Regions from separate parts of the Homo sapiens genome. Here region 1 is linked to region 2. The links are chromatin loops, found by intact Hi-C in ENCODE. Cell type or tissue: endothelial cell of umbilical vein. All regions are shown on one strand.

Region 1 (2,500 bases), 190 kb after region 2:
TCTGGGGGGAGAGCATATATGGAAGAAAAAACAAGAGTCCATTTTGGTCACATTAAATTTGCAATGCCTAGGAGACATTCAAGTGGAGATGTCAGAAAGGTGTTATCCCCAGATCCTCAGAAGAGAACTTCAGGCTACATAAGTACTTCTCAATGGGGGGTGATTTTATGCACCCAGGAGACATCTGGCAATATCTGGAGACATTTTGATTGTCACAATAAGGGTAGAGGGAACTCTATTGGCAGTTAGAGCATAGAGGCCAGAGATGCTGCTAAGCATCCTACAATCCACAAGACATCCCCTGACACTGAAAAAATTTTCCAGCCCAAAATGTCAATAGTGCTGAAGATGACAAACTCTGGGCTAGAGATAATAAGACTTACACAAAAAGATTATATTTAACCAAAAGTACAAGATGAAAAACAAGAGAACTAAACCTTTCCTCTTTTAGATGTCAGGTAACACAGAAGACAGAAAATGGTCAACTAGAATGGGAGAAGGAAAACCAGGGAAGGGTTTGTCTCAAAGGCCAAGAGACAAGTGTTTCCAAAAGGAAGCAATGGTCAATTGTGGTCAACTGCATGGAAAACTGCTAAGACATCAAATAACACTGATAGGGGGTTAAAAGGTTTGAGAAGAATGAAGGCAGTATGCTGTGAGGAGTGAGGGAGTGAGATAATAGACACGTCGGAAGACTGCTGGACAATTTTAAGGCTGCTGAGCGTATCATTAAAGTGAAAAAACTGGCAGGTAGTTGAGCTCATCCAGTTCTGAGATTGGAGAGACCAAAGAGGTACAAAGGAATTGAAAGAATTTGCCGGAAAATAATTTGAATCAAAGCATCTAGGCTGGATAAGGAAGGAACTGGTAACAGAAAGGAAGTGATAAGTAGAAATGTGGGGGAGGGGGCTGGAAGTCATGATGAGTCATAAATACTTTTCCCACATCAATAAATAAACTTCCTATATGCTTTTAACTGTTTCATAATAACATAGCCTATTTCTTGATATTATTAAGCAAATGTGATTATTACTTTAATAAGTTACCAGAGATAACAAGTGTTGGTGATGGTGTGAAAAAGAGAAACCTCATACACTGTTGGTGGGAATGCAGATCAGTGCGGCCACTGTGAAAAACCATACAGAGGTTCCTAAGGAAATTAAAAATACAACTACCATATGACTCAGCAATTCCTCCAGTGGGTAGATATCCAAAGGAAATGAAATCACCATCTCATAAAGATACTTGCACTCCCATGTTCACTGTAGCATGAGCCAAGATTTAGAAACAATAATAGCCAAGATATTGAAACAACCAAAGTGTCTGTCAACAGATGAATGAACTGTGAGTTATGTGTGTGTACATATGTGTGTGTGTATATATATATGTACATGCACGTACGTAAATGGAATATTATTCAGCTTTAAAAAGGAGATCCTGCCATTTGCTACCACATGGATGAATGTGGAAGACATTATGCAGAGTGAAATAGGCAAGACACAGAAAATGCATGATTTCACTTATATGTGGAATCTTAAAAAAAGAAAAGAAAAAGAAAGTTGAATACTTAGAGAACAAAATGATGGTAAACAGGGGTGGACGGGGGAGAAAATGTGAAGATGTAGGTCAAAGGATACAAAGCTGCAGATACGCAGGATAAAGGGGTCTCGATGTCTAATGTATGACATGAGGACTATGGTTAATACTGTACTGTATTTGAGATTTTTGCTAAAAGAGATTTTCCTGCCACTAAAAAGAGTAACTATGTGAGATGACTGATGTTAATTTGCTTGACTGTAGTATCCACTTCACTGTGTGTATACATCAAAACATCATATACGTTAAATATATACAATAAAAAAATAGGTATTTACTATTTGAACAATGCTCATCATCCTATTTACTTTTCCTAAGTAGGATCAAATGGTATTTGTGGGAAAGATCATGTTATTGTGAAAGATATGCATATATGATAAATAACAGATCTGGGTTAAAATATCAGCTCTTTCATTTATTATGTTGTGACCTTGGACAACTTACTTAATCTCTCTGAGCCTAAATCTCTTCAGCTTATTAACAGATTGTGGTACACAGAATATTGCCTCCCTCAAAGGATGTCCATCCCTTATTCCCTGGAATCTCTGTCTACCCTATATTACATGGTATGATATTGTGAAATATATATCTGGTCTACATCCTCATTTCCTGGCACACAACTGCTAAAATCCTTAGAATCTCCAAAGTGATGTCTTTTGTATGCTAATGAGTGACTGATGGCTGGCAGTCCCTGGGTAGCTTCAGGATGGAGGCTGGACACTAGAAAGACCAAAGCTTGATTAGAGGGTTGGGACGTTCAGTGACACCCTCCAAGCTCTAGGAAGGGGAAAGGGTCTGAAAGTTAAGTTGATCACCAACAGCCAATGATTCAATCAATCATGCCTACCCAATGAAGCTTAAATAGAAACCCAAAAGGGCAGGGTTTGGAGAGCTTTCAAATAGC
Region 2 (2,500 bases):
CAAAGAGGCAAGAGCTGTAAAATCATGAGCATAGAGCCCATCTTGGAGCTAGTGCAGGATATGCGGTAGACGCTGAAGAAGGGGATCATCTGTATGTTCTACTTTATGGATCTATTACGCATTTCCATCCCTTCTCTTACTTCACCTTCCTCATGTTAGTAGATAAATATCATTATACCCATTTTACAGAAGAGGAAATAGAATGGTTAAATAGCTTGCCTACAAGCTAATCTTAAGATGAGCGCCCATTCTACAACATTACAACTCTTTTTTCCTTCGTTTCCCTTTAGGTTAAATCTAACTTCCACCAATAAGCCCCCTCCCCTTCCAGACCCTCAGCAGCCAGGCAACAGGCCGCTAGCTGCATTTTCTCTCAAGGCAAACAAGATCCCTTTCCTTGCTGCTTTTGGCTCCCAGGAGACAGGCAGTCCTGTTGTCTAAGCTCCTCTAGCCACAGGATCTTGAGCACAAGCAACAGTCTTTAATTTTGTACAGAGTGAGCCTTTTGTCTTTAGTCCTATCTCAATTCTTATTAACGCAATTAAAATGCATTCCATTGACTAAGGTGTAAATGTGCTCCCCACGATGGGTGATTGTCTATGGAGAGACGCATAGAGAATAAATAGTCTTCTAAGTGGCTTCCAGGCTGCAGCCAAGCGGAAGGCTTGCTTTCATCAGTGGAGGTGTTCTTGCCGCATAAATCTCCGGCGACTACTTGGTCTCCGGTAAACACCACATTGGCATCAAGATCAAGGAAACGGAAGTGCAATGATGAAGTTCGCAAAGATGGGGGTGGCGTGTGTTCCCATGCAAACATCTTGGCTTGGTGCTCTGTAAGTTGGAGAGCTTGACGCTGAATTGCATGAAGAGGTCCAGCCTGCATCAGTTACTACATCAGGATCCAAAAGAACGTCCAGCACCCCCCACCTTCTGCTCCCCGGTTCCAGCAGACCCATGCATCAGAACAAAAGCTGTCGGCAGCACTTCCCCCACCTCCGAGCCAAGGATCACCTTAACCTTCTTCCCGTCTGCTCCATTCAGTCTCCACTGTTACATTCTGCCTCCACATTCAAGGCCTGGCTGTGGTCAGAGGTCGCTGAATGAATCATGTTAAACAAGAGCTTTGCTGATGTTTTAGAATTTCTAGGGTGACCTAATTCCCTGTATCTGTTTTTCACAACTTTTCTATTTTTTTTCTTCTTCTCTGTTGTTTATAGGAGCAAATCACTGGACGGAGATCAAGCAGTTTATGGTGCCAAGAAACCAGAGAGGCTGCAGAGGCTCAGAGCACCATGGAAGAAAGCTTTCTGCTTGCCAGCACCGTCCCCAACTGCCCCTGCTGAGGGGCTGCCTTTGGAGCTGGCACACGGGATCCCTGGGGTCAGCACAGGGTGGCCCATGCATACACCCAGCCCCAACAGGACGCCTGGCTCAGTGTTGGCAACAACCGCCTCCCCAGGGACCCCTCTATGCCCTGGCCTGGCTGCTTCCCCAGCCTCAGCTCCAATGGGCGGGGGGGGTTCCTTTTGTTTCAGCGTGCAGGTGACCTTATGCTGGTGTCTCATAGAATAAAGAGAATGTGTTCGTGGGAGAAACACTGGCAGGATAAGACTTCCTGCCTGCACTGTGCTCTTCAGAGAGCACGTTCCTATTTTGAGCTCTTTCTTTCTTGCCACTGCCCTGCCCCAGCAGGAAAGGACCTCTGCACGTTCTCATTCTCCGGTTCTGCAGAGGCTGAATCAGAGACTGGAAGGCTAGGGCACCGGTTGCGCTTCTATTCACTTCTAATGTGAGCTTCAGAAACTTCCAGCCCTTGCATACCCACTCTCTCCCTTGGCCCTCCTCCTAGATTCCCACAAGCTAGACAGGGCAGGATTCCTACCCGACCCTGGATGAGGAAAGTGCGATCAAAGCTCTGAAGGACTTGTCCAGGGTCGTGGAGCTCATCAGTAGAGCAGCCCAAGCAGAAACAGATTTTTCTAAGTCTAAAAAACGTGACAATGTAAATCAGAAAGTTTAAGTTGCATTCTTTCTTTCCATCACACTTTAAGTGTGGGATTATTTGCAAATCACCTATGGTGACTCTCTATTACTCCTATTTTATCTGTTTGATAGACCCAGATTTTCCTTTGTGCATTCCTTGAAGTGAAGCCCTTGGATGAAGCTAGCTCCCACTGACTCGGGAATAAAAGCTCTTACCAGGTACCTTGTGATTCTAAGTGCTTCTGGCCCATCCAGGCATTTAATGGGTACTGGTACCATAATCGCCACCACCACCACCACTATCATCATCATCATCATCATCACCACCACCACCATCATCATCATGGTCATCTCCCACCCCTGTAGACCTATGAGGATAAACTGGCAGATACTTTAGTTAGCCTGTGCAAGGTCAGCAGAGGAGAGGCAGGAATGTTGAGGCTCAAACTCAGGGCCTCTGCTCACAGTCTTGGCTTTACTCTCTGCCTCGTCCCAAACACACCTTGCTTCTTCTCCC

Evidence for each region. Hi-C counts contacts between places; a loop is a spot of excess contacts. Peaks named below come from ENCODE experiments on the same cell type or tissue, not always from the same donor. Only the 100,000 strongest peaks of a DNase experiment are listed, where the experiment ranks them.
Region 1: it touches region 2 in a loop (5-fold over the local background); 2 of 110 quality-filtered maps call a loop at or near these places.

Annotation. Positions count from the first base shown.
Region 1 is chr10:31,003,906-31,006,405 of GRCh38, forward strand. The region is part of intron 1 of ZNF438 (zinc finger protein 438); the gene reads right to left. Among named protein-coding and RNA genes, the nearest start is that of ZNF438, 27 kb to the right of the region's middle. In endothelial cell of umbilical vein, no CTCF peak of the experiment used is centred here; a DNase peak (open chromatin) is centred at 1,116; H3K27ac peaks cover 2,500 bases.
Region 2 is chr10:30,811,093-30,813,592 of GRCh38, forward strand. No RefSeq gene overlaps it. Among named protein-coding and RNA genes, the nearest start is that of LINC02644, 89 kb to the left of the region's middle. In endothelial cell of umbilical vein, no CTCF peak of the experiment used is centred here; DNase peaks (open chromatin) are centred at 1,159 and 1,389; H3K27ac peaks cover 2,299 bases.